Linked DNA regions of Homo sapiens: regions 1, 3 and 4 are each linked to region 2. The links are chromatin loops, found by intact Hi-C in ENCODE. Cell type or tissue: Calu3. All regions are shown on one strand. Region 1 overlaps CD47 (CD47 molecule). Region 2 has its middle 55 kb from the start of LINC00636. Region 3 overlaps HHLA2 (HHLA2 member of B7 family). Region 4 overlaps IFT57 (intraflagellar transport 57).

The links. Peaks named below come from ENCODE experiments on the same cell type or tissue, not always from the same donor. Only the 100,000 strongest peaks of a DNase experiment are listed, where the experiment ranks them.
Region 1: a loop joins it to region 2, with 2.7 times the contacts of the local background. A loop is called at or near these places in 3 of 110 quality-filtered maps.
Region 3: it touches region 2 in a loop (2.8-fold over the local background); 4 of 110 quality-filtered maps call a loop at or near these places.
Region 4: it touches region 2 in a loop (2.8-fold over the local background); 31 of 110 quality-filtered maps call a loop at or near these places.

The regions. Positions count from the first base shown.
Region 1 is chr3:108,049,872-108,057,871 of GRCh38, reverse strand. It overlaps CD47 (CD47 molecule), which reads left to right. Exons shown (of 11, transcript NM_001777.4): 7 at 303-395; 8 at 5,902-5,933; 9 at 7,270-7,294. Among named protein-coding and RNA genes, the nearest start is that of CD47, 37 kb to the left of the region's middle. In Calu3, no CTCF peak of the experiment used is centred here; a DNase peak (open chromatin) is centred at 4,611.
Region 2 is chr3:107,933,991-107,941,990 of GRCh38, reverse strand. No RefSeq gene overlaps it. Among named protein-coding and RNA genes, the nearest start is that of LINC00636, 55 kb to the right of the region's middle. In Calu3, no CTCF peak of the experiment used is centred here; a DNase peak (open chromatin) is centred at 3,760.
Region 3 is chr3:108,301,214-108,309,213 of GRCh38, reverse strand. All of the region lies in intron 1 of HHLA2 (HHLA2 member of B7 family), which reads right to left. Among named protein-coding and RNA genes, the nearest start is that of HHLA2, 8.7 kb to the right of the region's middle. In Calu3, no CTCF peak of the experiment used is centred here; a DNase peak (open chromatin) is centred at 3,543.
Region 4 is chr3:108,211,604-108,219,603 of GRCh38, reverse strand. IFT57 (intraflagellar transport 57) reads left to right here. Exons shown (of 11, transcript NM_018010.4): 2 at 32-194; 3 at 951-1,069; 4 at 5,583-5,673. Among named protein-coding and RNA genes, the nearest start is that of IFT57, 6.8 kb to the left of the region's middle. In Calu3, no CTCF peak of the experiment used is centred here; no DNase peak of the experiment used is centred here.

The DNA.
Region 1 (8,000 bases), 120 kb before region 2:
CCAAACTGATATGCCTGTATTTGTGGAAGAGCTTTTAAAATAACTGGGCTCAAATTGGTTGGAGCCTTAGACTTGAAACACCAGTTCCCATTTCTTGATATGATAAGGTATGTGTTATGCAAAGGAGGGCTTTGTTCTTCTAATAATTTTGAGTCATTTTACTGGTTAAGTTAATAAACATATATGGATAATTTTTGTTTTTTGATCGTTAGAATAACTCTCTTAAAACTTGGGATTATTACTGTTTTTTAGTAAGTTATTTCATATGCTTTTCTAATACAGAATTTTATTTGTTTTTACAGCGTGTATACCAATGCATGGCCCTCTTCTGATTTCAGGTTTGAGTATCTTAGCTCTAGCACAATTACTTGGACTAGTTTATATGAAATTTGTGGGTAAGTCAATCTTATTTTCATTAACCTATGCCAATAATTTCAGATATATCACTTAGAAAATGCTTTTTAGTTTGTTCTTCCAGTTTAGGACCAAAAATGAGAAAATACAATTGGAGTGATTCGAGGATAATTAAAGAGGGTAGAAGACATATAGGATTTTTAGTTGGTTCTTCCAGTTTAAGACCAGAAGTCAGAAAATACAATTGGAATGATTTGAGGGTAATTAAAGAGGGTAGAAGACATATAGGATTAATGAAAATTTGGTTTCCAAAGTAGTTTAAAGGAAAATGGCTTTATCTATTAGAATGTGTACCTTTTTATACTAAGTAAAAGGGGAGAGATCTTTGAGGATCCATTTTAAGTAATAGAATAGGATTTTTAATTGTTCCAGTGTTTCTGTGATAGAGCTGTCCTGCACAGACCTGTTTGTTTGTCACTTGCTCTTTTTCTTGCAGACATAGACACCCCAGACAGGAATTAAAATTCACAATCTATCAATTTTGTTCATTTAAAGAGCAGTGACCTCTAATGCATGACTTTAAAACAGTTCTAGTTAAAACCAATATAATGAAAACATTGAGTTTCAAAATTTAGGCTTTTACTCCTTTTAAAATCAATTATTAGTAAGTATGGAATTTACTTCATTGTTTCTAACTTGTATATTTAATCTGCCAATTTTCAAGTAACATTTCTGCATAAATTCTTATTTTTTATTGAGATATATGTACACAGAGAGATATTTTCAATTGTGCCTGAAACTAATGTTATCTTACCTAAGCTCAAGATGTTCCCAATAATGTAATTTATATTAGTTTCCGTTTTTTAAAAAAATTATATTTTTATGAAATAAAACATACTCTTAACCACCTATCAAAATAATCAAAAGTTATAAATTAATGGAGTAAAAAAATAGTGTTTCTGCTTTGCTTTAGGTAAACTTTGCTGTATGTGTTTCTAAAACTTAATACGAAACTTGAATTGTTATAGTCAAATAATTTCTCATATGACTCACATAATAGTTTCAAAAAACTTTTACCTTTATTTCTGAACTTTGGTTCTTGATGATTGTTAATTGAATTCAATTCTGTCATATATTCTGTGTCTTTCTTTAATTAATGCTTATTAGATAAATAATTAAAATACTTAACTAAAATCTGCGTATCCTTAGCATATGAGTTCATAAGTCTTAGTTGTTGCTCAATGAAATTTTCTAATTTTATACCACATAATGCCATAAAATACAATGGAGACATCTAAAGCAGAATGGAATTCATGTGGTAGCTACAGTGAACATCTTGAATGTTGGTGCATATTCTATTTTTGTTACATCTTCCAATCACCATGTGTCTGGTTCTGGAAGATGACACTCCTGGTTTTGTTGCTCCCCACAAATGCCTGAGAATAGTGTGTGATTTGCAGTATCCATACAACTCTGGTGAAGTAGTATGAGATACCTTTGGCTGACGGGCAGCACGCTCTTATTTTTTCCTCACTATCTGGGTTGTCCTCCCTTTTACTCCCATGCCACCCCATGCCTTCCATATCTAGCATAGAATGATCTTCAGTACAGTTGCCAGCAGGTCTGGTGACAATGTCTCAAGTGGAACTAAGCATTGTCTATCTGCCACCTCCTTAACTTCACTCTCCTGCCTTCTCCATCACTTACGTTCCTCCAAGCCTGTGAAACCACTGTACTGTACCTGTCACTGTTCTGACATTAAAATTAAAATGACTTAAATCTTGACAAGTACCCCAAATTATTTTTTCTTTGTCATAGGTTAGCATATAAGTATACTATATGCTAAAATTTATGCTATATGTTTAAAATTTAGTGCAATTTTATTGATAGTGTCCTAATTTTATTGATAGTATCCTAAATTAACTTTTTAAATCAACTTGTCTGATGCCAGGGTTCAGAGGGACACCTACAGTCAGTTGAAAGGCAAGAAGAGACAAGGTACAGGAAAGTTGCTCTTTAGATAACATGGTAGACTAGGAGGAACATTAATATGGTTTGCTTATATAATCTGACTGTGTAAATCTGAATCTATGTAACATTAAGGTTGCAAATTTGAGCGTTTATATTAGGAAGTTAAAATTTTAAGTGTCTCCAAAATAATTTTTACTCATTGCACGTGTTCTGTTTTAGAAAAGCCTAATGATTGTGTTTTGATTTAAATGCAATAAAATCCTCAAATAGTTAAAAATCCAAGCTTTCTCTTCAAGAAGAAGTTAATGTCGCTATGAGATTTTTAACTTTTATAATTTTTATTATTTCCAACTTTAAATTTGTAGCCTTAATTTGCTATTTTAAAGAGTAGGCCTTTCACTTTCTACAACTTTCTGTGAAAGTGACTTTCACTTTCTATTTTTTAACTTTTTAAACTGTGTTGTATTTTTTTTCTTTTATTGGAAGCATTTTAATTTTATAAGATGAGAAAAAGGACTGGGCACAATAACTTAATGTGAAAGCATAGAAAAGATTACAAGAACCTAACCAAACTCACTAAAGTTGGGCTTGTTGTTTGTAGAGAACGTTTATATAATTATAAGGATCAATACTTTCTCATTTTTAAAGCCATTACCAGTTAGTTCAATATAAGGGCATATAGTGTTTTGATACAAATCAATCTGGTAGCAGTAAGTACCATATTTACCACAACATCCCAGATATTTTAGAATGATGCAGATGCAGAATATATACGTAGAATTTATATCTATGTATAGATACAAATTCAGATATTTTCTTGTTCAATTTAAGGAGAGGTAAATTTGGTATCAATAGAAAAAATGTTTCTGAAAAATTTAAACCCTGGAAATGTATTTATGGCATGGAGTCAGATGTTTCAGGGAGAGAAGAACAAATCAAGAAGCATTGCAAGTATGCTCATATGGAATGCTTAAGGCTTGTGGTTAAAAAATATATATATATGGCTGTCAATGTCTTAGGCTCATGGTAGCAGCAGAAATCGTAATAATTCTTTTGTCACATGGGTTATATCCATATTGGAGAGAATTAACTCAGGTGAAATTAACTTGTACACTGTTTGGTTTTATAATATTTAGAGGGATCACAACTGACTGATGTCCCTTTGAAGTACCATTCTTCATAAATCTTTTTTTTTCAGAATGGGCCAGCCAACTGTGACATCCCTTGGATCGGAGATTTAGAACTAGAAAGTATTCTTTCTACATTATTAGGGAAGAAAAGGAGTTACTTGGCGGTTAGCAATATTCTATTTTGTTTTGTTTTGTTTTTAGAGACAGGGTCTCATTATGTTGACCAGGCTGGCCTCGAGCTCCTGGGCTCAAGCAATGCTCCCACCTCAGCCTCCCAAGTAGCTGGGACTACAGGCATGTGCCACTACACCTGGCAGTGTTTATTCTGATAAATACATTTATGAGCTCAAAAATGTAACTCTAAAACCTTATCTCTGAACTTCCATATTACCATCAGAAATTTAGATAGTTGTTTAGTTCTCTTTTTCTTTGTAGAACATAGATATAAGGCATGGTTTCATTGAAGTCAGTTGTATATACATGTAACTATCCTGATGTTCCCAAATAAAGCTCTGTATTTCTGCTTAGTTTATTGGGGAGGCTGCTAAATGTAGTGCATCCCAACCCATTTTACCCTGTTCTACTTTAAAAAGAGGTTGGCTTCTTGTTTGGATACAAGGACCAAGTCACTCCCCCAGGTTCCTCCACAGTAAGGGAGGCCTATTTAAAGCCGCCCATGGCACTAACAGAAACTGGACTCCTATGAGCTCAGATACATAACTGGGCCTCACAGGGGTGGGACAGTATGTAGTCTAGGAATTGGAAGGATCCATTCCATATCAAAGAACTGAAGCATCGTGTTGCCCTCTCAGCAGCAAGAGTAAGGTGATGCCCCTGTCAGTTATAGTTCCTGAGTTCCTCTGTCTTTGATTCTTTGCCTATTAGCCAGCTAGCTCACCCTCTTGTTTATGCCACTGTTTTTTATCCTATTCATGCCTTCTCACAGACAACTTTTCTTACCTACAGCTTTGGACTCATCCTTGTCTCCTTTCTGTTTCTTTTTCACTTTCCCTTCCCATCACCAACTTTCTGGGTTTTTTTCTGTTTCTTCTTAGAGTCCAGTGGCAGGGAGAAACTTGTCAGTCCAGTCTGTTGCCATTTTTCCTGTTTGAGAAAGACTCACCAGCTTTTGGCTGGCTCACAGATTGGCTTTCCTTGGGTCAGGACCCACCCTTTTCCCTGCCAGCTTTGGAAGCTTGACAGAATTCGAGTGTGCAGTGGTGGTAAATAAATAGTAAGGAACACAGAGCAGTCCTGGAGGCGTGCCTCCATCTGCTGATGAGAAAATCCAGTGCTGTCATCCAGCCCAGGTCCCAGCGGAATGGGCCTCTCTGTTCAGTAGGATCCCCCTCCTGCTGAGTGGTTCATGGCATGTTTCTGTTCAACGCTTTTCCATCTGTAGGATTCTTATTCTGTATTTATTTGTTTTTTTGGGTTTTTTTATTTTTTGAGATGGAGTCTCGCTCTGTCGCCCAGGCTGGAGTGCAGTGGCACGACCCCAGCTCGCTGCAGCCTCTGCCTCCCAGGACGAGGGAGATCCTCCCACCTCAGCCTTCCACGTAGCTGGGACTACAGGCATGCACCACAGGCATGCACCACCACGCCAGCTAATTTTTGTATTTTTGGTAGAGACAGGGTTGCATCATGTTGCCCAGGCTGGTCTTGAATGCCTGAGCTCAAGCAATCTATTTGCCTTGGCCTCCCAAAGTGCTGGGATTACAGGCATGAGCCACCACGGCCAGCCTTCTCATTTGTTTTTTTTATAAGGAAGCTATCTCTTCTTCCCTCCCCAACTAGGGTATTCTTTTTCCCTTTCGTCACTTTGCTCATGTACTGTATTCCTTCAACTTCATTAATGAATCCATTTGGAAGCAGTGAAAAAGGCAACTCAGAAAGCTAAGAAGAAATAGATAGAGGAATACTCAGAGCTATCTGAGTATTTTCTTTAGTTTGTTAGCTCTTTGGAGCTTTGAAACTGGAAAGACCCAGGGAGTGATGTGGAGAAAGAGACTGAGCTTGTAAGACACAGGAGCAGTGAGCTAAGGGAGATGGAGTAGTGGGGACAAATTCTGGCACATTCTGTCTACACTCTGGGTAGATAGAGGAGGGAGGATGGAGCACCCATGGTGGGGGTATGTTGGTGACAGCATTTTCCCACCAGCCAGTGTAACAAGTGGCTGATTTGGGGGAAAGATGGCATAAACAAATGAGAGAATGTGTTTACTATTTGATGTAGATGGGTTATTTGCTTCATTTTTCAAATCAGTGTATATAATCAAGAATATTCAGCATGTTTGAATAGACTGTCAGAGCTGGAACTCTTTCATTAACATCTCTGGCACCTTTAGTTTTAGCCCTGAACATTTTATCTTAAAATTAAACATTACCAAATGCCTTAGTTTATTTCATTTATTAAATTTATATTCTTATTTGTTATTTATATCAGCTTCCAATCAGAAGACTATACAACCTCCTAGGGTAAGTTAAAGTTTATTAAATGAATTGTGAATGATCATTTGAGGGATTAGACTGAGGAACTTGGTAATTGAGATATTTTGCTATCTGTTTTGTCTCACGTCAAATTAAGAGAATGTTGAAGTCATTGCATGACCTTTGCATGAATGGGTCCAGTTCTATTTTAAAACCTGTGTTTGGTCATTTTAGTGTCAATGGGATGGAATAAATGATTTCTTAAGATTGTACTGACTTCTCACACCCAAAACTGGAAAGTAGGAATAATGGCTATATTATCTCTGCAATCAGAAGGAAGCTGATTCCAATATATCACCTCACCTGTTGGATTCATTGGATGTGCATACACAGAATGACAATTTCAGGCTTAAAAATGAGGAGAAATCTATACTAAGTTGACATCACTGATAATTATAATCTATAAAATAAATGTAAATATTGCTGAAAACATCTGTTCGGAGTTATGATTCGATCCTCTCCCATACAAATGTTTTATAAACATTTTTTCCCTTAAAACTGTGCTTAAGGTTTCATTGTACCTTAGATACCTTATTAAGCCATCTGAGGAAATTGCAAGAAAGGAGTAATTTTAGGAGGGCATAAATGAAGAGAAAAGCATATTTATAAACATAGACTTATCACAGTGACAGGCCCAAGAGGTATGTTGTGGACATAAGCTCTGGAAAGGATTATATTGTACTTAGCTTCCTATAACGGAGTGATGATAGATGTATCTGGAATGCCAAAGAGAGTCTTCTGTCTGTGGCCGGAGGTAGAGGTCACATATGCTTCTAAGTCTGACAAGCCTCATTGTGCCTAAAGGGCAGGTGGGGCGGGTATGTGTGTCTACCACAGGGGTATATTCTAGAAAGATTGGTGCCATAGCTATGTTGGTCACAAGAGGCCAGCAACTTAACTGGACCTGTGAATCCTAACACATTTTCTTTCCCAGTTACTGAGTTCAATTTGCGATACTTAAAGATGATTCTGTTTTGCTTCCACCTCTTCACTGTGTTATTTATTCTGTTGTTGCTATTTATGCTTGCACTTTCATATTTTTAGAAGTTAGAATTTCTTGAGCTGAGAGTGGTGAAGTGGGAAATTCTGTTTAGAAAAATAATATTAAGAGAATAATACAGTTATTATTAAACTATTAACCCGACTTGGCAAGCTTTGCTTTAACATTTACAGGCTTATTTCGTTGTTTTGTTTTTTCTTTTTTTTTTGACTGTAGGATTTACTGCTTACTACGTAATTTAAATATTAGCATATATAAGTTTTACTATAAAATGACATGACATAAATTATATTTTTATGTAAATATATTTTAAATATTTTTCAGAAAGCTGTAGAGGAACCCCTTAATGGTATGTGGTTATTTCACTCTTAATCCTTTACCAGATCATAATTTGATCTGGCCCGCAAAACAGTTAGAATGCCCTGTCTATGCCTTAGGAAGAATCTAGGTTTTTTTCCTCTTTTTTTCTTTCCTTGGCATCTCTACTCTTGATTATTCATCAAGAATTATGGGCTGGGTGCGGTGGCTCACGCTTGCGATCCCGGCACCTTGGGAGGCCAAGGCGGGCAGATCACGAGGTCAAGAGATTGAGACCATCCTGGCCAACATGTTGAAACCCTGTCTCTACTGAAAATACAAAAATTACCTGGGCATGGTGGTGTGTATCTGCAGTCCCAGCTACTCGGGAGGCTGAGGCAGGAGAATTGCTTGAACCCGGAAGGCAGATGTTGCAGTGAGTTGAGATCATGCCACCGCACTCCAGCCTGGTGACAGAGTGAGACTCTGTCTCAAAAAAAATAAAAAAGAATTATGAATATTACTTTTATAATATTCTCACCACTGGGAAAAATGCACTATTCTGTGTCTAAGTAGCTGCTTACCTTAACCAAGTGATATTTGGGCAAGGGGATCGTTGCCTTTTGCTACTGGTTGAGACGAAGCATGGCACCCCCTAGTAGAGAAGGATCCCAATTACTTCCAATTTGTGATGTACACATTTTAGAAAGATACAGGCTATTGCCACAGAGATAGACCAAAACATCTCATTTTCTTTC
Region 2 (8,000 bases):
CCATGCTCATTCCTCTTTCCTACTCTGTCTTAACTCTGTCTTATGTAACCAACTTGATAGTGGGTATAAAATGCTTAAAACAAACCAGAACACTCTGGAGGTATTATTACTGGGGTTAAATCTCTTTAATTGTATCATAGAGGTATCCAATGGAATATTCACTTTTTAGCTGAAATCCCAATATTAACGTTTCTTTTTAGCAAAGGCAGGGAAATGTGGCTCTCTTCACAGCCTTAATATGGCAGAGAATGCTAATAGAGGAGAGAAACACAGACAGGGCATGGAGGGCACAGTTCTGAGCAGACAGAGTCACAGTGCCATGTAAACAAACCCAGAGAGAGGCATTTCTGGGCAATTAGAGGCAGGTTATTTTGCAGAAAGTATTGGCGGGAGCCAATCTCTATAGAAATCAACAGACAAAGAATGTATTTAAAGCAAAATCTAAGAAATAGCAGAGATGGAGAATAAGCTCCAGATAGCATCAAAGTTCCACAAAGAGCTGCCACCATTCTAGCACTGGCTGCCCATCACCAAAACAGCGGAGGAGCCACAAGGACCAGCAGAATCTGATAGTGGACAAGTCCTGCTCATTTATAAGCAGCAATGACTCCTTTAGTCACAGAAGAAACTGGAGCTTTTCACTAGTCCACATTCACCATGTATTTTTTGAGGGATGGTTATCATTTATCACATGGGATTCGAAATCAGACAGCTGGGTGTGAATCCCAGCTTCACTCATTGTCAGCTTTACAACCTGGGGCAAGTTCCCTAACCTCTCTGCGTGTACTTCAGTTTCCTTATTTATAAAATGGGTTGAAAACTCGTGCCCATACCACATGATACTAAATAACCCACAGTATTACTGGGAGAATGAAATAAGTAAATAAGGGCATGCATGGCAGTTGGAATAGTTCCTGGCACAGAGTGAGAGCTGAATAAATCTTAGCTGTTATTATGACCTCGTAGAGTTGCTTAGAGGAAAAGATGAGATAGAATTCTTGCCTGGCATGTGGTAAGTACTTGAAAAATGTTTGCCATTGTTTTATACTTGATGTATTTATCATATACAGGTTTAATGGACATTTATTGTTAAATTCATCAAGTCCTAGGTTAACGAATCCAGATATAATTGTAGATAGATATCGGACTTGGCTAAACCCTACCTGACCTTTGCCGCTAAGATTCTAGTACACAGAATGGGCAAATGGGAAGTGCCAGCCCCCTACCCCCACCTCCACCATGACAAAGGCTGTTCTAGAAAAAGATTTCTTTCCAGTGCCTGCAATGTAATCCATCAGTATGAGATTGTGGTACACTTTCTTTTCCTGATAACTTTGGTAATTAAAGGACACCAAACACCCATCATGATTCAGCATTCTCTCCCAAAAAATCATATGGATTAAAGGCATCACAGTATCTATATGGCATCTGATCCTTTCCCATGAACCTCTTCCAAAATTCTCCTGCAGGAAGCAAGCCCTAACCTGCAGTGTCTTGGAGTGGGAAGCTCTAATACTGTCAACAAAAGATACTTTATTTAAAAAAAAACCATAACTGATCCTAATACGCAAAAGCTGAGAAAGATGAAAGTAGTGAAAAAGTAGCAGGAAAATATACGGACTGTCTTTGCACGAGTCAATTGAGATTCAGAATGAGGTTCACACAAAGGCCACCCTCCAACTGAGATTTACATGGTCTAAGTAATAAAGCAGCCACGGGGGAAAAACTCACTAACAAAAATGTTGCTTCCTCTGCTGCCTGACTGCAGTTGGAGAATGCAAGAAGCCGTGTGATCCCCAGAGAAAGTAAGAGAATGTGCGGTGCATAAGGAAGGGGTTAGGGAGGAGAGCCAGATCCAAAGGCTCCACTTTAACCTGAGAAGTACTGAAATTATCAAGAAGCAAAGAAAGCCTTGGCACCCTGTGGTCCATGATAAATAAAGCAACATGAACCATGTGACAAATCAGATGCCAGCAAAAAGTATGCTGTCTCTGGCCATCTTTTCAAACCTACTAAATCAACATCCCAAAGGCAAAGCGTCCATGATACTAAATAACCCAGTCTTAAAATGTCCAGTGTGAAGTTTGTTTGCTTTTTTGTTTTAAAGAAGCAGCTTTGTATTCTCAGGCTGTGTCTATATGCAATTGCTTTGATCATTTTCAGTGACACGGGCAGTCGATGCAATTGAACCAAATCAAATAAGAAGTGTCCTTGGTCAAACAGCTTGTTGGATCTGAGTGGCGCACTTCTCTCAGAACCTTCACACAGGTGAAGATTGCAGTATGGCTGGCCAGCCAGTCAGGCAGTCCATCATTCAGTCAGGATATCTACATCTCCTATGGAAGAGTCCTCAGGGTACAGTGTGGCTCCAGTGGAAACCCAATTTAAAGTGGTTACCAGATGACCAGCCTGGGGCCTCTCTGTCCAAAATACAGAGAACCTTGGGGCTGCGTCTTTAGTTTAACATGACTATCAGCCACTTTGATTTCTCCTGGCAGGAAAAGTAAAAATGAAAATTGCGCATATCCTGCTTTTGACGTAATGAAACATTTCATAAACTGAAAATCTTGGGATCCAATTATAAAGGCCAAATTGCTATTTTACTCACTAAGATAAATAGCTATGGTCTCCTTGATCTTGTCCTTTCTAATTTACCTTATCTCATGGATTCCTCACAATAACTCCATGGAAAGTATTTGTTCTAGTCAGGGATCTGTTGGTTGTGGTAACAGAAGCTCAATTCAGCTCAAGAAAACAGAAGAATAGGGGTTGGGGAGATGACTGTACAGTTATAGCGTAGTCTCACAGAATCTAGGAAAAGCTGACTGAACCATCAGGCTTCAGGACAGACAAAGTTGCCATGGTTCTCTCCTTCCACCACACCTCCCTTGAGTCAAGTGCCTACCTTGGTCTCAGCAGCCTCCATTTGGAGGCAGGATCACATGGTTAAAGCAAGAGGTGTCCAATTATCAGGGCCAAAGTGAAGGTCATATTGCTGAAGAAGAGGGCAGAAGCAAAGGATTACCCCCAAACAATTCAAATACAGCAATATGATATCCATTTGTCCCATTAAAAAAACAGGCACAGAAGAGTCAGGAGGGTTTAGTTATATGGCTAGCAAATGGCTCAGGCCTTTCAAGACCATAGGTGTTGAATTCAGACAGGTTTAACTTTTAATCCTACAGCTCGCTTGCTGTTGGCTCCTGGGCAGGTTATTTAATCTTTTTGCTTCCATTTCCTTGCCATTAAAATGGGCTCATGTCAAAGGTTTGTTTTTAGGATTAATTAAATGAGATAATTTATGTAACCCATCAAATTTAGTGCCTGGAACGTAGTAGCGCGCGCACACACACACACACACACACACACACACACACACAAAATAGCTTTTCTCTCACCTCTGAAACCATGTCCTAAGCTGCATGACCGTTTTACCATTGAATTACACATGGTCTCCTGATGTTCTTCTTCCATGCCTATGTGCTGCCACTCCCAAAGACTGCCAGCTTCCTGGGGACCATGTCTCATTTTTCTTGCATCAGACACTGGGGCTGGCTGAGCACATTGGCAGTCTCTTCAAATTCTTGTGGAATTAAACTGGCTGAATCAGTTTGCATGTCACTTCTTTTCCTAGAAAATCCCCTGAGGACCATGTACCATCTTGGTTTTATTGAGTCTTTCTCAGGCTATCTACTTCTCTGGAACACCAACCTATTTTTCCCTCTTTTCACTTCTCTCTTTCTTTCATGCAGCTCCACCTGGAGGCCAGTGGCTTCAGTTTGTCACAAAGACAAATTTATTACAGCAAAAAAGTGCCCCCTACTCAAGAGCTGTTCAACTCCAGAAGACTCCAAATGAAGAGAAGGGATCCTGAATTCTGCTTCTTGGGTATGTTATCATGGGATTTATTTGTTGTGGTGTGGAGTAGAGGGCGGGCAATCTTTATGCCAATAGATAATTGAGTAGTGTTTAAAGTGGAGAAGTACTTTTATTTTTTTAATTTTATGTATTGATTTTATTTATTTTATTATACTTTAAGTTCTAGGGTACATGTGCACAACGTGCAGGTTTGTTACATATGTATACATGTGCCATGTTGGTGTGCTGCACCCATTAACTTTTACATTAGGTATATCTCCTAATGCTATCCCTCCCCCCTCCCCCCACCCCACGACAGGCCCTGGTGTGTGATGTTCCCCTTCCTGTGTCCATGTGTTCTCATTGTTCAATTCCCACCTATGAGTGAGAACATGTGGTGTTTGGTTTTTTGTCCTTGCGATAGTTTGCTGAGAATGATGGTTTCCAGCTTCATCCATGTCCCTATCAAGGACATGAACTCATCCTTTTTTATGGCTGCATAGTATTCCATGACATATATTTATTGCAGCACTATTCACAATAGCAAAGACTTGGAACCAACCCAAATGTCCATCAATGATAGACTGGATTAAGAAAATGTGACACATACACACCTTGGAGAAGTACTTTTAAAGCAAGTATTCACATTATGAGAATATATCAGGTAGGAAGTTGATAATTGCTTGTCCAAAGATGTCTTCACATTAGTCATCTCACAATCTTCTGTGAGTTATATGCAAAGTCTAGATAACAACACAGTGCTTAAAAATCTCCTAGACAAGGTTCTGACTTTGAAGAAAGATATAGCATAAGGATGCATTAAAGATAGAATTAGGAAGGGGAAGAAAACTCATATATGACAAACATTATCATGTGTCTGCATTGAATTAGGCACTTTTCATGCAGTATTTCATTTTCCTATAGCAATTTTGCAAGATTGGTAATATAATCCTAATTTCAGAGGTGAGAATTATAAAGTTTATTGCCATAGGCTATACAATTAGTAAGGTGATATGCTGGGACCCAGCAAGAGGGTAGCAATAAGAAGATACCAAGTCAATCTTGCTTTCTCATACTGTTCATTTCCCTTTTTCATGCTTTAGGCAACACAACTTGACCACTGTGGACTGAGAGAGAAGAGTGGTCATCAAGGTGATTGGCTGAGTAGAACAGAAAGGAGGAATGGAGTTGTTTAGAAACCAAGCCACTGGATTGGCCATCATTCCAATGGAAAGTTTTGCACCACAGGTTTGCAGCTATTGAAAGACCATTCTGATTATTGCAAAATGATTAGCACATAGGCTTTTGAATCAAATTGAACTGGGCTCTGCCCTTTATTATATGTCCTTGGGCAAGTTACTTAACCTTGCTAAGTCTCCATTTTCTTACGTGTTAAAAAGGAGGATAATATTAGTAATTACCTCATAAAACAATTGTGAAGATTAAATGCAATAGCTTGTATGAAGTGATCCTTGTTTAGCATCCTGGTTCATAATAAGTACTCCAGAAATGTTAGCTGCCATCAATAGCGCATAATTTTAAAGAAATGGGCATTTTTTTATTACTGGAATTGCTGCAAAGATGACAAATAGACATCCTTCCTTAATAAAGGGATGTGATTCGTTTACAAATAGCAGCACACATTTGCATGTAGACAATAGTGTGATAATATTCTTAAATACAGTTTGTTCAGTTTGTTCTTCTAAGAAAATAAAAACACACTGCTTCCCGTTGATCCTGAACATTTCTCCCCCTCTTACTTGTTTACATTGTTAAATTGCTTAGCAACCTCTTTTTTAGGCTTGACTAGAGACATACAATTTCAATCAAGAGCAGGACAAAATACCACAAAACTTAAATAAATATACTACTGCCACATTAAAGATAAAACATAAAAATCACATTTATTTTTAATCACATTTCTTTTATCTTCTCATGACTTTGACTTTCTGCAAATTCAAATGTTTTTCCTTCCCCATATAAGAGGTGAAGTTTGGCTTCAGTAGCTCAGCGTGTGAGTGGAAGGGTGAGGAGCATCTCGGGAAGGGATGGGTCTCTCTGCTCTCAGTTCCAGAATCCCATCTCGTCATTAATCTTGTACTTTTTCTTCCCTTACTTTGGCACTCTGGACTAGCTCAACAATCATAGAGGGGGGAAAAGTGACAGTGATCAACTTTCCCTGTAGAAAAGGATCGAAACATTTCCTTTTTATGTTTTCAAAGGACAGGAACCCAGTCTTGTCTCATTTGCTCTGTTGAGTGGAGTAATTCATGAGCCCACATCACCTAGTCCTGAAATTCCTTCAACTACCAATGTACCCCTGCCAAAAGTAATATTCTCAGCTTTCTAATAACAGCCTTTCTTACCCTCTATATTATCATCCTATTTGCCTCATCTGTAACCTTCCCCAGAGGAGCTCTCATCATTGGCAAATTATTTTAAATCCTGTTTTCAAACCAGGTAGAACAACAACAACAATAATAATAGGCAAATGTTAGATGTAATAATTGGCTCAAAAGACCTAAGTGTGTTTTCCAGTGTTTCTGAGGGTAGGTCACTTCTGAATTCCAGAATTGGAGCAAAAACTTCAGAATTGCTCTCTGTTTCAGGTAGAGCCTTCCACAATATCTTCTCTCTTCCTCTCTTTCTCTGCTCCCTGTCCTCTTGAATAATAGATGGGATCAGAAGACCTCCCTCAAGTTTACCTCAGGTCCAATTTCTAGCTTTATCGTTTTTTTGGATTTGTTTGTTTGTTTTTTGTCTTGAATACATCACTTTACAATTCTGAGCACATGCCAAAGTCCGTTCAAGCTCCAAAATTTCTGCCCCCTTATACATCTGAGAGGGACTTTCATTTCTAGATAAGAAGTAGATGGGCTGGGCCCGGTGGCTGAAGCCTATAATCCCAGCACTTTGGGAGGCTGAGGCGGGCAGATCACGAGGTCAGGAGATGGAGACCATCCTGGCTAACATGGTGAAACCCCATCTCTACTAAAAATACAAAAAAAAATTTTTTTAATTTAAAAAAAAAGAAGTAGATGGTCACAGCAGGCTAACACACACACTGTTGCAATAAGAAAAAAAAAACAGGTAAACTGAAAGCGTCATTAAAGACACTATCTTGTTGGAAGCAACAGGAACTAGATAAACTCAAGTTCCTACATGAGCTTATAATCACCAGCTGTTTGCTTCCCAAGGAGCATTTGTTCATTGCAGGTAAAGGCTGAAGATGAGATTTCGGCCAAAGAGAAGGACTTTACTGGGTAAAAGAAAAATCAGCAGAAGTTTTGGTGAATGAATGGGATTGGCATAATAGATGGGAAAATAGAAGAGTGCAAAATGCAAGGCTCATTTCCATATGTTTTGGAATGGTGGGGAAGTCTTAAAGGGGCAGAACCAGAAAGAGAAAATAAAATCTGCTGTAGTCTGCAGTGCTTGAGAAACAACATCTTGTTAGAAATACGGGTTTACAATAAATGTCCAACAATTTTTCCTCATAAACCATTTGCCAGATTTGAACCTTTGTGGCATGGATATCTAAGATACAGCCTCTAAACCTCTGAAGAGCAAACTATTTAGAACTGTGGAGACAGGTAGCTGCTAGGCTTCTCATCAAAAGCCCAAAATTGACCTCTGCAAAAATCAGGGACAAATAAAAGGTGAGCTGGGATTTGCTAAAAATTGCAACTCAACCTCCTATCCAGCACAATCTCTGCCTGTCTGCCCATCAGAGGATAGGAGGAACCCTTGCTGGTAGACATTTCATCTGAACATTTTGTTTTGTTGTTGTCATTATTTTGTTTTGTTTGGGGTTATTTTTAATACCCAATATCTGTAAGATAACTAAAAATTACTAACATGAAAAGAAAATTGAAGGTATGATTTATAATCAAGAGAAAAAAATCAAACAATAGAAGCAGACTCACAAATATAAAAATTAGCAGAAAATGACTTTAAAATAATAAAGATTATTATGTTAATGGATACAAAGGAACTAGGTATGTATTAAAGGTTAAGAGTTTCAAAGAGAATAAAAATGGCTAAGAAAGCCATATGGTTATTATGGAATTTGGAAAATATAATATCTAAACTTAGGAACTTATTGCATGAATTTAATAGCATGTGGGACATAGCATATTTAA
Region 3 (8,000 bases), 370 kb before region 2:
TGAAACTAGAACCCTACCTCTTGCCATATACAAAAATCAAATAAAAGTGGATTAAAGACTTAAATCTAAGACCTCAAACCATGAAACGGTTACAAGAAACACTGGGGAAAATCTCTAGGACATTGGTCTGGGGAAAAATTTCTTGAGCAATACCCCACAAGCACAGGCAACCAAAGCAAAAATGGACAAATGGGATCACATCAAGTTAAAAAGCTTCCGCATAGCAAAGGAAACAATCAACAAAGTGAAGAGACAACCCACAGAATGGGAGAAAATATTTGCAAACTACCCCTCTGACAAGGGATTCATCACCAGACTATATAAGGAGCTCAAATAACTCTATAGGAAAAAATCTAATAATCCAATTTAAAAAAATGGGCAAAAGATTTGAATAGACATATCTCAGAAGATGTACAAATGGCAAACAGGCATACGAAAAGGTGCTCAACATCACTGATCAGAGAAATGCAAATCAAAACTATAATGAGATATCATCTCACCCCCGTTAAAATGGCTTCTATCCAAAAGACAGGCAATAACAAATGCTGGCAAGGATGTGGAGAAAAGGGAATGCTCATACCTTGTTGGTGGGAATCTAAATTAGTACAACAGTATGAAGAAAAGTTTGGAGGTTCCTAAAAAACTAAAAATTGAACTACTGTATGATCCAGCAATCCCACTGCTGGGTATATACCCAAGAGAAAGGAAATCAGTATATCAAAGAGATATTTGCACTGCTATGTTTGTTACAGCACTGCTCATAATAGCTAAGATTTGGAAGCAACGTAAGTGTCCATCAACAGATAAATGGATAAAAGAAAATGTGGTACATATATACAATGGAGTAACTATTCAGCCATAAAAAAGAATGAGATCCAATTAGTTGCAACGACATGGATGGAGCTGGAGATTATTATGTTAAGTGAAATAAGCCAGGCACAGAAAGACAAACGTCACATGTTCTCACTCGTTTGTTGGATCTAAAAATCAAAACCATTAAACTCATGGGCCTGGAGAGTAGGTTTGTTACCAGAGGCTGGGAAGGGTAGTGGTGGTTGCGGGGAAGGTGGGGATGGTTAATGGGTACAAAAAATAGTTAGAAAGAATCAATAAGACCTATTATGTGGTAGCACAACAGAGTGACTATAATCAATAACATAATTGCACATTTTAAAATAATTTTAAGAGTGTAATTGAATTATTTGTAATTCAAAGGACAAATGCTTAATAGGATGGATACCCCATTCTCCATGATGTCCTTATTTTACATTGCATGCATGTATTAAAACATTTCATGTATCTCATACATATATATACCTGTTATGTACCCACAAAAATTAAAATTGAAAATAAAAAAAAAGACCTAATTACTAAATGCATTGTGGTATTCTGGATTGGATCCTGAAACAGAAAAAGGAAGTTACTGGGAAAACTGGTGACCTTCAAATAGAATCTGTAGTTTAGTTAGTAGTATTGTACCATGATAATTTCTTAAGTTTTGACAAATGAACCATGTATATACAATGTTAACAAAGTGGAAGCTGGGCAAAAGTTAACAAGAACTCTTTTTTTTTTTTTTGAGACAGAGTTTCACTCTTATTGCCCAGACTGAAGTGCAGTGGCGTGATCTTGGCTGACTGCAACCTCCGTCTTCTTGTTTCAAGTGATTCTCCTGCCTCAGCCTCCCGAGTAGCTGGGATTACAGGCACCTGCCACCAGGCCTGGCTAATTTTTGTATTTTTAGTAGAGATGGGGTTTCACCATGTTGGCCAGGCTGGTCTCGAACTCCTTACCTCATGATCCACCCGCCTCGGCCTCCCAAATTACTGAGATTACAGCCGTGAGCCACCACGCCTGGCCAACAAGAACTCTTATAATATCTTCATAACTTTTCTGTAACTCTAAAATTATTCTAACATAAAAATGGTTATTACTCAGAACCAAATGAAAAAGCACAACATATACAAAGAGGTAGAATACAATAAAAGCAGTTTTAAGGAGAATTTAATCAAACATTTGTATTAAAAAGGAATAAAGGTAAGCAGATATTAAATGAGTATAAAATCTAAGTTAGAAAATTTTTTTTAAAAAGGGCTGGGCACAGTGGCTCACCTGAGGTCACCTGAGGTCAGGAGTTCAAGACCAGCCTGGCCAACGTGGTGAAACCCTGTCTTTACTAAAAACACAAAAGTTAGCCAGGCATGGTGGCGGATGCCTGTAATCCCAGATACTTGGGAGCCTGAGGCAGGAGAATTGCTTGAACCTGGGAGGTGGAGGTTACAGTGAGCCGAGATCGTGCCATTGCACTCCAGCCTGTGTGACAGAGCGAGACTCTGTCTCAAAAAAAGAAAAATTCAAAAAAGTAGCAGGAAAATATAACAGTGGAAATAAAATAGAAAAATATATATATATACAATGGAAAAGGTTGAAGTCAAAAATTGATTAACAAGACTACAAATTGACAATAGACAAACTTCTGGCAAAATGAAGTGAGAAAATGTAGTATGTTAAAAAAGTTGGCCTAACTACAGATAAAGCAGAGATGTGAAAAGATAATAGTATCAGCAACATTCTGCCAGTGGATTTAAAAACAGTTTTCTGAGAATCTTTCCTTAACTGACATACACACAAAATAGAAATCTTAAAGAGTCCTATAATTATTAAAGAAATTGGATAGCAGTTTAAAACCTTCACACACACGCACAGAGGGAGAGAGAGGGAGAGCTCGAGCAGGCCCAGATGGTTTTCCAGACAAATTCTACCAAACTTCAAGGACAGCATTATTTAAACCCAGGAAAAGACTGTATGAGGACAGAAGATAATCTATTTCACTCAGGAAAAGAGATATGAAAATCTGGACAAAATGTTGTAAACCAAATCTAACAATATTAAAACAGATAATGTATTATGACTGTGCTAATCACGTTCTACAAGAAGCAGACACTAAGATGGGACACGATGTTCAAGGGATGCTAGTGAGGAAAATTCCTGTGAAGGATAAAGGGGGAAAGCAGAAGTGAGGAGAACTTTCCAACTGTGATGTTAAAGGAGAGAGGAAGGGTGGAAATGGAGTGAAAGGAACGTCAGGCTTGCAGCAGTTCTAAGAAAGTTTTGTTAGATGACTGGGGAACCCTTGCACCAAAGTCATCCATTAGAGGATTCCCTTGTTAGCCTTGCCACTGTGCTCAATCACTGAGGGAATGAATAATCAGTGGAGCATCAGCTGAGATCAGTCATGGCCATGACACAAAGGTGGTGATGATCCAGACAGCAGCACCTGGGGCTGCAATCACCCACACTCCCCACAGCAGATGTGAGCCCACATTTTCATGGCTGCCACAGTGACCAAGTTGGGTTTTCTCCAGGAATCCAAAGAAGATTTACCATTAGAAGATTTATAAATGTGATTTATCACATGTATCAGACCAAAGTCTGTGTGCCTCAGATTTCCTTGGCTCAAATGTGTCACTGACCTTAACTGTCACTGTGAGGCTCTGTTGAGTCATTTGCCCTGAGAGTGCCAAGCCTTCCTCCTTGGCCACCACCCAGAGCTGAGCCAACCAGGCATGTACCTGGAGTGTCTGGTTCCTCCTGATACTTCTGGAATGGAATGGAACTCTATACAGCAGGGCATGGGACTCAGCACTCTGAGCTGCTATTAAAGGGACTAGATGATGACATTGGGATATATGGAACTGCTTATTTCCTGTGAGGTAAATTTTAACCAACAGGAACGACTAGATCTGGGCAGATGAATCCCCCCATCTTCTTTCCTCCCGTGGAGGACTTTGAGGCACGGTTTTCTACATTCCCATTCAGAAAAGTCCTTCACACTGATGAATGCTACGACCAAGAGAATTGCTGGGTCTTTCTGACTACTCGTGAAGCAGTAGCCAGCATGGTAATCTGTCCGTTTACAAAGCTGCCCATCTTCCCTTGCCTTGCTTCCGCTTTCCTTCTCTCTCACAGCCCTGAGTTTTTAACCTCCCAAATAAAGCATCAGCATTTTAATCCTTGCTCAGGTTCTGTTTTCTAGAAAACCCAGGCTAAAAGCATATTAAGCAGATTAGAGTTGAAAAACCAATCATCTGAATCCATGCAGAAAAAAATAGATAATGTACAAAGTAATTGCAAATTCCTCATTGATGAGTAAAAGGTTTTAATGTGACAAAGAATATGTCTGAAAACCCTATAAAAACAGACAGAATCTTCAATGGGGAAACATTAGAAATAGTCCCTGTAAAAATCAATTATAAGGCAAGGATGCAAAGTCAACCAGTAATCCTACTCAGGCAGCAAATATGACAACATATTGTGGTAATCATCAATAGTTTACTAATGTGACTATTTATACAGCTGCAGGCAGGGTTAAGTGAAACTAACAAGAATGATGCTGTACCCCCAAGACTAGCAACATGGACAAGTACCCTAACATCCTGGGCTGAAGGAGCAATTTACCAGATCTAGAGAGATTAGCGATCTGCAGAACAGACCATTAGTAGGGAGGTGAAGCCCACTCTCAGACACAGTAGATTTGTGGTGTGTTGCTGAAGCCCTGAAAGTCCTTTCTAATATATTTGTAGTGGATCGACTGGTTGTTCTTCAAAATTTCACATCCACCTAGAACCTCAGAATGGGAGCTTATTTGAAAATAGGTCTTTGTAGATGTAATTAAGGTGAAGACTGATATGAAATCATACTGGATTAGGCTGTGTCTTAAGTCCTATGAGAGGTATGAAAGGAGACACAGACGGTGGCAGAGACTGAACTTATATTGACACAAGACAAGGAACACCAGGAGTCGCCAGAAGTTGGCAGAACAAGGAAGGATTCTCCCCTAGAATCTTCAGAAGTGTGGGCCTGCCAACACCTTGATTTTGGACTTCTAGCCTTCAGAACTGAGAGGATATGTTTTTCTTAATTTAAGCCACCATATTTGTGGTAGTTTGTTAAAGGAGCCTGAGGAAAGTAACACAATGCCTAAATTTGGAGAGAAATCTTTCTTCTTTCTTTCTTGACTGGGAAGGAGTAGGAAACAAATGGGAACATAAACAATGGCGTTGACATGACAATGGGAGCATAGCTTATACAATGATACATTGAACAGAGAGAAGCCACTCAAAACGCCAGTGCATTCCCCTTTAGAACACTACACACGCGTATACACACCACCAACTAAATGATATAAACATTGGAATGTGATATTCAGTAGGTCCAAAAATGAGAGTCAGTTCAATTATCTAACAAAAAGTTTATTTCCACCCCTGCCAATAACTCAGCCTAAGCAAATGAGAGAACACAAAATACCCAACCACCAGAGTCACCTGCTGTGAGGTGGTGGCGATGGTGGTTGCAATAATGGATTATAGGTCTCAGACAAAATGAGAAAAAAAAATCAAGAGCCCATCACGTACCTACTATGTCAGAACTGATTTAATTACCTGGCCACTAACTGGGCAAAATAAAAAACTGACATGCTACATAATATACACTATAATCCAAAATAGGTGGGGTACAGGAATGGCATGCAAGTGACCAAAAAATAAAGCCCAACCTGGAATAAAACAGTTCAAAGAACAGAAAGGAAAACTTCACTTAAATTAGGTCTATACCCTCTAGAAAAAAATATACAAAATAATTATATGTTTTATATTAGAAATTAATGACCAGCATATGTACACAACAAAACAAGTACTCAAAAACAAGCTAAACAAAATGATAGGATGAGAAGAGGATTGTAGATATGAGGAAACAAAATATGGACTAAAATTTCTAGAGATAACTAATAAGAATGTAGAGCTAGCAAAGTACAGAAGTGATATCACTGAAAGCCAAAGTAGAGGAAGATTTGTGATATCTTCATGAATTCAGATGAAAGAGATGAATGCACTAGATGAGGTTGAGCTATAGAACATAAATTGAATGCAATTAGATGAGGTTACATTATAGCACATAAATGACACAGTATTAGGATAATTGATATTGGCCCCTGAAGTCAAGAACTCATCAAATCAAGGAGTTGATACATAAATACAATGTAAGAAAACTTTTCTAAAATGAAGACAGAATTGAATCTGTTGATCTAAAGTTTCCACATTGTAGGAAAAGTTGATACAGAAAACTCAGAACCAAGACATAACTGAATTAAGCAGTTGAATGCCAAATAAGGGGAAGAAATATTTTACTTTTTTGCCTAAACAAGCAACAAAGAGATGGGGCATGGGTGGAGAAGAAAAAGAAGGTGCTTTGACTTCTCCACAAAAGACAACAGAGCATACCGAGTCCAGGATTTTTTTTAAATTTCCTATTAGTGTGTGCTGTTTTCAAGGAGACAGCTAGCCCAGAACAGAAAAGGCAGCACCAGGAGGCATTTCTAGTAAATGCCCTCAAGGAACTTCTTTTCCCCTCTCCCTTCCTACCTCTCCTCCCTTGACTTCAGGACTGTATTGCATAATCTCTCCTGTGAGTTAGGCTTCCAACAGTAAAACTAGGAAAAGGCTCACTGTAACCTCCGCCTCCCGGGTTCAAGCGATTCTCCTGCCTCAGCCTCCTGAGTAGCTGGAAGGAGAGTAAAGTAGCATTTGCTAAAGTCCATGTAGCAAGGAAATACCAAGGAAGTGTTCCCAACTTGAATTGGGGAAAATGAAGTGTTCCCAACTTGAATTAGGGAAAACAAAATGAAACTGAAAACTAATTCAAAAAAGTCGATTACATGACTTGAAGAGAACTGAATGTCTTGTACTGTCAGAATCAAGGAATCCCCACACGGAATTTGAACCAATCAAAATGCAATTAGCAGGGGAAAATGTTGAGAGAGATGTTAGTTAATAAAATGTTTGTCTCAGCGTACTGTCAGGAGAATAAGGGGTAGGAGGTTGAACCCTGGATGGTAAAATATTTACAGTTTCCAGTAATCATGGTTTCCAGGTATCATGCTATTTCAGACCTGTTATCGAAAGACTAACCCTCCTACTACAACAGAACAGAAAATGAAATCAGGTATTTTCTCTTTCAAACTCATTTATATACCATTTTAAAGTCAGACTGTTTAATCTTCATGTTAATATTCATTTCCCTACTATAAAAATCAGATCTATGTAACTCACAAGTATACATTCTTGTGTGAATTAGATTACTAATATAAATAGCAACACAGAAATCAAATCTAGATTACTTGTCTTATTTCCTAAACTATAGCATATCTCAACTTTCTTCTAAAATGAGAATATCAACCCACTACCTCAGCTCAGTTATGTGGATTACCTTTTATATTGTACAGGCAGCACACAAACCACAGAGCTCATAGGCAATACTTGGTAAATGCGAGTCACTCGAGTCACTCGGATGAAACCAATTTAGAAGCAGAAGAGAAACAATAGAGGAGTTAAGGTAGCAAGCAGGAAGAAGTGAAAAGTAAAGCATGCTGCTTGGTTCCAAGAAGAAAGGAGGAGGCAAGATGACCTTGAGGCTGCTTGAGTTGAGGGAGAAAGGGGTAGAATCCTTATGAGAAAAGATTACAAGAATTTGCCAAGCAGATTAAAACTACCACGGGCCACCCTCAACTTCCAAAAGGGAAAGAGAAACAATGCAGTCTCTCAAATTAGCCTACGGAAGAAAATAGGAATATAAGAGACAAGGACAATTGAAATAATTGGGGGCAGGGGAGGAAAATTGTGGTGGGGTGGGGAGGAACTAAGGGGTAAGAATTGAACTGGAGTTACCTTAATAAAAAAGACTGTAAGAAGATAACTCTAGAAGAAATGCCTCAAGAACAACAAACGTGTTTGGAATCCTCAGAAACGTAAATAAAAGTGGGAAAATAGAACCTATACATACTTAGTATTCAGTCATCTATTTCTGCAGTCACGTCTCTGGAATTCACAGGGAAGACAAAAGTACAGTAAAAAGAAGAGGTAAAAAGCTTTTCAAAGACAGCTTGCAGAACTATGTCAGAGCATGCAACACTAAAAGCACAAGAGTGAACAGGAATTAGAAATGTA
Region 4 (8,000 bases), 280 kb before region 2:
TCCGCCCCCATTCCTCCTTGTTTTGAAACAGACACTATTTTGCACTGCCTACCAACCCTGGCGAACAGTTCTACATGTTTTGTACTCTTGCTGCTTGGTTGATTAATAAAGCGGGACGTCCCTTTGAGCAGCCTCAAGAATATGATGACCCTAATGCAACAATATCTAACATACTATCCGAGCTTCGGTCATTTGTAAGTGTAAACGACCCTTCTTTTTCCTTGTTCTCAAGTTATGAATTTTAATACTGGTAATTTAATAACAAATGCTAGCCATTTAGATGACTCCTCTGTAAATATGAATTTATTTTTAGGTAAAACCTCCTTAAAATAGTTTACATTATAATGTTAATGTCACTTCTGAAAATGTTCAGTATATACTCTTTATTAGTCCAAAGTAATATTTTTTTAAAAAAATCTTGATATATCTGAGAGGTAAATTTTGGGGTGGTTAATTCTTGATCTAAAAAATGATAATTAAAAAAAAATCCTACAAAGCCAAAACACTTCATATTCTGAAAGGGAACTTGTACTTAAGACCATGACAGCAGTTGTACTTTTTCATTTCTGACTTTTCCTGGGCAGGCAGTAAGATATTTTTGGCACAAATGTTATTAATTTTTGACAAGTGAATCACTCTGTCCTTAAACATAGTTGTTTAAATAGTTTTACTGGTTTCTTTTCACTCTAATAAGATCAATAATTTGTTCTGCTGCTATGATGTTATTGCTTTTTAATTTGATACTTTTAACAATAAAAGTCTTTGAGTATTTTTATGTATCAATGGGTTACAAAGACTTGAAATGGATTTGTATGAAGCAGTGTAATTACAGTTATTGTAAATCATTTGAAAGAAAAGTGATACATCCATTCAGCAGTTCTTTGCTTAAAATATTTGACATTTGGAGTATAACTAACAAATAATACCCTGTTTTTTCTTTTGTTTTTCAGGGAAGAACTGCAGATTTTCCTCCTTCAAAATTAAAGTCAGGTTATGGAGAACATGTATGCTATGTTCTTGATTGCTTCGCTGAAGAAGCATTGAAATATATTGGTTTCACCTGGAAAAGGTAAAAATTACCCACCCTGATGATAGTAATTTTATGGGCATAGCATTTGCCTCTGAGGGTACAGAGCTGTTCAATTGAACATAAAAGAATTATTCTTTTTGACTATTCTAAATTGAAAATGCCACAGATAATTAAGAAAAGCCAGTATAGACAAAATTAGAATGTCTCACGTCTTCAAAACTAATTCTGAAGTAATGTGTTACATATTATTATGCCGTTTTCCTGTTCAAATATGTAATTATTAAAGGTTTAACTGTGACTACATATCTTTGTAAATACTGGACTTTTTTTTTAAAGTCTCTTGTACATATGTTCACACACACAAACATAGTATATACACAGAGGGAACTGATAGCTACAGATTTAAGGAAAAATGGAAATTAATACAGTACTTTAAGTGGGATTTTCTCCTTTGCTAGTAGTTACTGGGCAAGAATAATACTGAAGAAACTACCTGACACTCTCCTAGACATTGTTCATTGCTTTTGTGTCCAACCTGACAGTGCTTTATTTCTATTATTATATTATATTTATCCTATGGTATAAAATTGTTCTTTACTATTCTGACATTCTTGCTAGAAATCATGAAATCTTCACAAGTACTCTGTTAGCATAATGCTTGGTGTATCTTAGATGTTTAATAGATATTGAGCATATAGATGAAATAGAACATTTGGAAACTCAATTTATAGAGATTATAATTAGAAAACATAAATTTTATGCTTTGCAGTTTGGGATTACTAATAGGTTAGAATGTAGAAGGCACTATTCAGGTAAAATGCGAGTAAGCAGTGTTTTTTTTTTTTTAATTAGAACTAACTTCGGTAGAAAGATTATATACACACACACACATATATATATATTATTCCCTGTTAATAACATTTTAATGTATATTCAATTATATTCTTTTAGATATAATCTCCCTATTAAGTTTAATAACTTCCTTGAATTAGGTTATCATTGGGATGAGCCATATGAAATTACTCATATTCATCTATTTTTAAACTAAAAAATGGCAATTTCATATGCTTCAATCCAAACATTATTATTTAGTACAATATAAAGAATGGCTACATGGTCCATAATACTTTATTAAATTTCAAGAGAAGATAAGTTATGAGATGTGCTGCTGTATTTAGCATTTTAAAAAACTGCTAAATTAATAGACTAATATATTCTAAATTCACCAGAAGCTATGGTGTAATATCTCAACCACTATTCTATTTTGCACTTCCTTTGTTTCTCAACACATCTTATTCCTGGCCTCTGTATTGTAAGTTGGATAATTTATTTTTTAGTTTTAATTGGCACATAACTGCAAATTTTGGAGTACAATGTGATGTTTCGATACATGTGTACAATATACAATGATCAAGTTAGTGAAATTAACATATTCATCATTTCAAACGTTTATCATTTTATTGTGGCAAGAAAATTCCAAATCTCTATGAGCTATTTTCAAATATATATTATTGTTAATTAATATATAATATTGTGAACTGTAGTCACCCTGCTGTGCATTGAACACTAGAACTTATTCCTCCTAACTGTAACTTTGTACTCACCCACTTTGACCAACTTCTCCCTATTCTCCCTTCCCCCTACCCTTCCCATCCTATGGTAACCACTATTATACTCTCTACTTCTATGATATTTGTCTTTCTGTGCCTGGCTTATTTCACTTGACATAGTGTCCTCCATGCTTATACAGGTTGCTACAAATGACAGAATTGCATTCTCTTTTATGGTTGAATGGTATTCCACTGTGAAAATATACCACATTTTCTATTCAACCTTTGATGGATACTTAGGCAGATTCCGTATCTTGAGTATTGTGAATAGTGCTGCAATAAACATGGGAGTGCAGATATCTCTAACATACCGATTACATTTCTTTTGGATATATCATCAGTAGTGGGATTGTTGGATAATAGAGTAGTGCTATTTTTAGTTTTTTGAGGCACCTCCATAGTGTTCGCTATAGTGTCTGTACTAATAATTTACATACCTACCAATAGTGTTCAAGGGTTACCCCTTCTCCATATCCTCAGCAGCCTTTGTTATTTTGGGGGGCGAGGGGTTGGGTAATAGCCATTCTAACTGGGGTGAGATGATATCGTGGTTTTGATTTGCGTTTCCCTGATGATTAGTGATGTCAAGCATTTTTGCATATATCTGTTGGCCGTTTCTATGTATTTTTTGAGAAATGTCTATTAAGATCTTTTGCTCATTTTAAAAATTAGACTAGTTTTTTTGTTGTTGTTTTGCTATTGAGTTGCTTGAATTTCTTATACATACTGGATGTTAAGTTCTTGTCAGATGGGTAGTTTGCAAATATTTTCTCCCATTCTGTGGGTTGTCTCTTCACTCTTTTGATTGTTTCCTTAAGTTTGATGTAATCGCATTTGTTTATTTTTGCTTTTGTTGCCTGTGCTTTTGAGGTCTTATCCAAAAAATTCTTGCCCAGACCAATGTCATGAAGTGTTTTCTTCCACATTTCCTCTAGTAGTTTCAGTTTCAGATTGTATATTTAAGTCTTTAATCCATTTTGAGTTGGTTTTTATAAGTGGTTAGAGGTAAGGGTCTAGTTTCATTCTTTTGCATGTGGATATCCAGTTTCCCCAGTACTATTTATTTTTCTTTTTTTGTTTTTTAGCACCATTTATTGAAGAGACTGTGACTTGGATAACTTATAAGGACTATGTTTAAATGAGGAATAAAAGGAGGGAGCTGAAAAGTAGTCAACATTAGAGAATATGTCAGCTCTGTAACATGTAAATGAGATAGACGTTACATATAGATGAATTTTTTATATATCTAAATGTCAAAATGAATCCTAGAAGAACATTGCCTTTGAGATATTTTCGAATTCTAATTAATGAAAAATTAGGAAATTTATTATTTAAGATGATTGATTTAGTTCATAGTATTTTGCATATTAGTAAATGTTGATTTTTGTATTTTTTTAACATGATTGAGGCATGGGTTTTCGTTTTTAAGACAGGGTCTCACTCTGTCGCCCAGGCTGGAGTGAACCTCTGCCTGCCGGGCTCAAGCGATCCTCCCACCTCAGCCTCCCGCATAGCTGGGACTACAGGTGCACACCACCACTCCCAGCTAATTTTTTATTTTTTTTGTCAAGACAGGGTTTCACCATGTTGCCCAGGCTGGTCTCAAACTCCTGGTCTCAGACAGTCCACCTGCCTTGGCCTCCCAAAGTGCTGGGATTATAGATGTGAGCCATCACACCCAGCCAGGTACAAGTTTTTAATACAAGTTTTCTCTCTAGCTTTGTTACTGGATTAAAAAAAGGAAAAAAAATATGTTTTCATAAATAAGCCCAAATACATTTAAGTACTTTTAATATAGGAAATGTGTCATTAATCTTGATGAATAAATGATTTTTTTCAAAGTTTAATGTTAGGATCACTAATTAGATTTTGGAAATAAGAAGAAAGCTGGACTCCTTCTTATTACCTATGTTAAAATAAACTTCAGATTGATCAAAGATGTAAATATGAAAAGTAAAACTATAGAAGTATTAAAAGACCAGAGGAGTATAGAGGTTGTGGTATGACAGAAAGCCTCTAATATATGATGTTAAAGCTAGGGTCTGTGCAGGAAAAGGTTACCAACTCTATCTAAGAAGAACTATAACAATCTTGAATAGCCAAGATTATAAGTAATACACTAGGGGAACAATTTTTGAGAGGTTAGGCAAAACATTAATTTTCTTAATATACAAAAAGCCAAAAAGTAAATGGTATAAATAGACATTTCACCTAAAAAGAAGTGCAAATAAGCAATTAAAATATGACAAGATATTCAATCACTTTCATGCTAAAGAAATGCAGTTAAAACAAGAATGAGATTTTTTTTCACTTGGTTGATTGGCTAAAATTAAAGTTTGTATTATATATCATATTGGTGAATATATGGAGATGGAGTTACTCTCCTTCAGTATTGTTTGGAGTCTAAATTAGGGTAACATTTTGGAAGCCAATTTTGGCAGTATATAGCAAAACAATACTGTACAAAGTTGTTTACCCTGCCATTTCACTTGAACAAATTTATTCTAAATGGTATGTGTAATGATAAATGTACAAAGATGATCTTTGCAATATTGTCCAGCAAAATAATTAGAAACCTCTATGTTCAGTCATAGGCTGCCAATTACATTAATTATGGTATTGATTGTTCAATGAAATACAGTGCTTGTATGTAAAAAATAATGAGAAATACATATGTATTTAAATATGGTGTATTAGTGAGAAGCATTAAGTTGGATAACACCATGCATAGTATCATCTCATTTTTTATAAATTTGGAGATAAACACTTTTGCTTTTTACATAGAAAGTTTTAGGAAAAATACATGAAACATTTAACAGTGATTATGGAAGCGGAATGAAAAAGGACAAAACCTGGCATAGAGGACATGATATTTGCATTATGATTTTTTTGTCTTACTAAATATTAAAATTATCACCTCATGTTTAATCTTATTATTTTAGGCCAATATACCCAGTAGAAGAATTAGAAGAAGAAAGCGTTGCAGAAGATGATGCAGAATTAACATTAAATAAAGTGGATGAAGAATTTGTGGTATGTGTGTAGCTGAACTTTCTGTTCATTTTCACCTTTCGGCCACTTCCCATTCTCTTAATTTCCCCCAGACTTCCATTATCTGGAATATATTTTATTTCATTGTTTCTAAAGAAGAAAAGCTTTTAAATACAGTGCTGAGTATCATCATTTAGACCTTTGGTTAAGTTAATGTTTGTATTCTCTAATGATTGAGGTCTGAATTTTAGCAGAGGTTCTTGAACTGTTCAGGGAAATATATACCACTAGTTATATGAGTAAATACTTTATTAACCATTCATGATGTTAAATAGACTGTGACTAATAAAGAATTTAAAACAGAACAAAAGAATTTAGGATTAATAAATTCTGCTTTATACGCATACCATTCATTTCTAAGGAATTCCTTTATTCATCTACAATTAGGATGAGTAGGAATTTTTTAATGCTTTTAAATGATCAACATTATTTAAGTTGTTTGGCAGAATCTACAACTTTTTACATGTTTTACATGCCATCCATAGTGTGCAGCTAAAGATGACAGAGACAAAATAACTTTTTCTCAAGATAATTCTCAGAACTAGAATTAGATTGACCCTGGTATTTTAGGAAGTGTGCTTGTGATTTGAAGCAGAAATGGTTGGGGGAAAAAACAAACTTTATAGTATACAGCTGACCCTTGAGCAATGTGGGGGTTATGGGCATCGGCCCCCACACAGTTGAATATCCACATATAACTCTGGACTCCCAAAAACTTTACTAATAGCCTACTGTTGACTTGAAGCCTTACCAATAACATAAAGAGTTAACACATATTTTGTCTATGTATTATATACTGTATTCTTACACTAAAAGTAAGCTAGAGAAAAGAAAATGTTACTAAGCAAGCCATAAGGGAGAGAAAACATACATACTATTAAGTGGAAGTAGATAATCATAAAAGTATCTTCCCTGTCTTCATATTGAGTAGCCTAAGGAAGAAGAGCAAGAGGAAGGGTTGGTCTTGTTGTCTCAGGGGTGGCAGAAATGAAAGAAAATTTGTATTTAAGTGGACCCATGCAGTTCAAACCCGTGTTGTTCAAGGGTCAACTATATTTTGCTGTCATAAACCAATTAAAATTTTTAGGTGATTTTTAAAATCAATAGATAATTAGTTTAAAATAAGTAAGTAATTGAAGTTTGGCATTGAGGTTAGTATAGTATAGTATTTAAGTTAGTATATGCATAATTTTAATAGCAAATGCTGAAAAATAACTATTAAATAGATTAGATGCTATCTGAATAGAGTATTATATAGCCATTTGTATTAGTCCATTTTGTGTTGCTGTAAAGGAATACTTGAGGCGCTGGGTAAGTTATAAAGAAAAGAAGTTTATTTTGGCTCACAGTTTTGCAGACCATACAAGAAGTGTAGCACCAGCATCTGCTTCTGGTGAGGGCCTCAGGAAGCTTACAATCATGGTAAGACAAAGTGGGAGCAGGCACCTCACATGGCCAGAGAAGAAGCAGAGGAGGGGAGAAGGACCAGAGACAGAGGAGGGGACATATATCCAAACTATATCACCATTGAAAATTGTTGGGTGGGCATGCTGGCTTATACCTGTAATCCCAGCTCTTCGGGAGGCGGTGGGAGGATTGCTTCAGGCCAGGAGTTTGAGACTAACCTGGGCAATAGAGTGAGTCCTCATCTCTACCAAAAGGAAAAAAGAAAAAAATGCCAGGCATGGTGATTGCTTCAGGCCAGGAATTTGAGACCAACCTGGGCATTATAGTGAGTCCTCATCTCTACCAAAAAAGAAAAAAATGCCAGGCATGGTGGTGCATGCCTGTAGTCCTAACTACTCAGGAGGCTGAGGTGGGAAGATCGCTTGAGCCCAAGAGTTTGAAAGTGCAGTAAGCTGTGATCATGCCACTCCACTACAGCCTGGGTGACAGAGCAAGACCCTGTCTCTACAAAAAATGTTTACAAAGTTTACAAAGAAAAATACAAAGTTACTGACATGGGAATGTAACTTATACTATATGCTATAAAATTAACTGAGATGATTCCAAATTTTATGTTGATATAACATTAACTATGTAAAATACGTTAAAAATAAATATATTAGCATTAATTATGGGTAGGAGAATTATGGATGATTGTTTTCTATGCTTTGTATTTTTAAGGTTTTCAACATGTATTTTTAACAGCAATGTAAATAAACATTATTTAATATATGTAAAAAAAGATGACTGTCATTTACAGAAGGAAAAAGACCATTGTAAAACTTATCAGTTTAAAAGATGTTTTTTAATGTGATGGATTTTAAAGGTCAAGACAAAGATATATTCATTCATTCTGCATATAC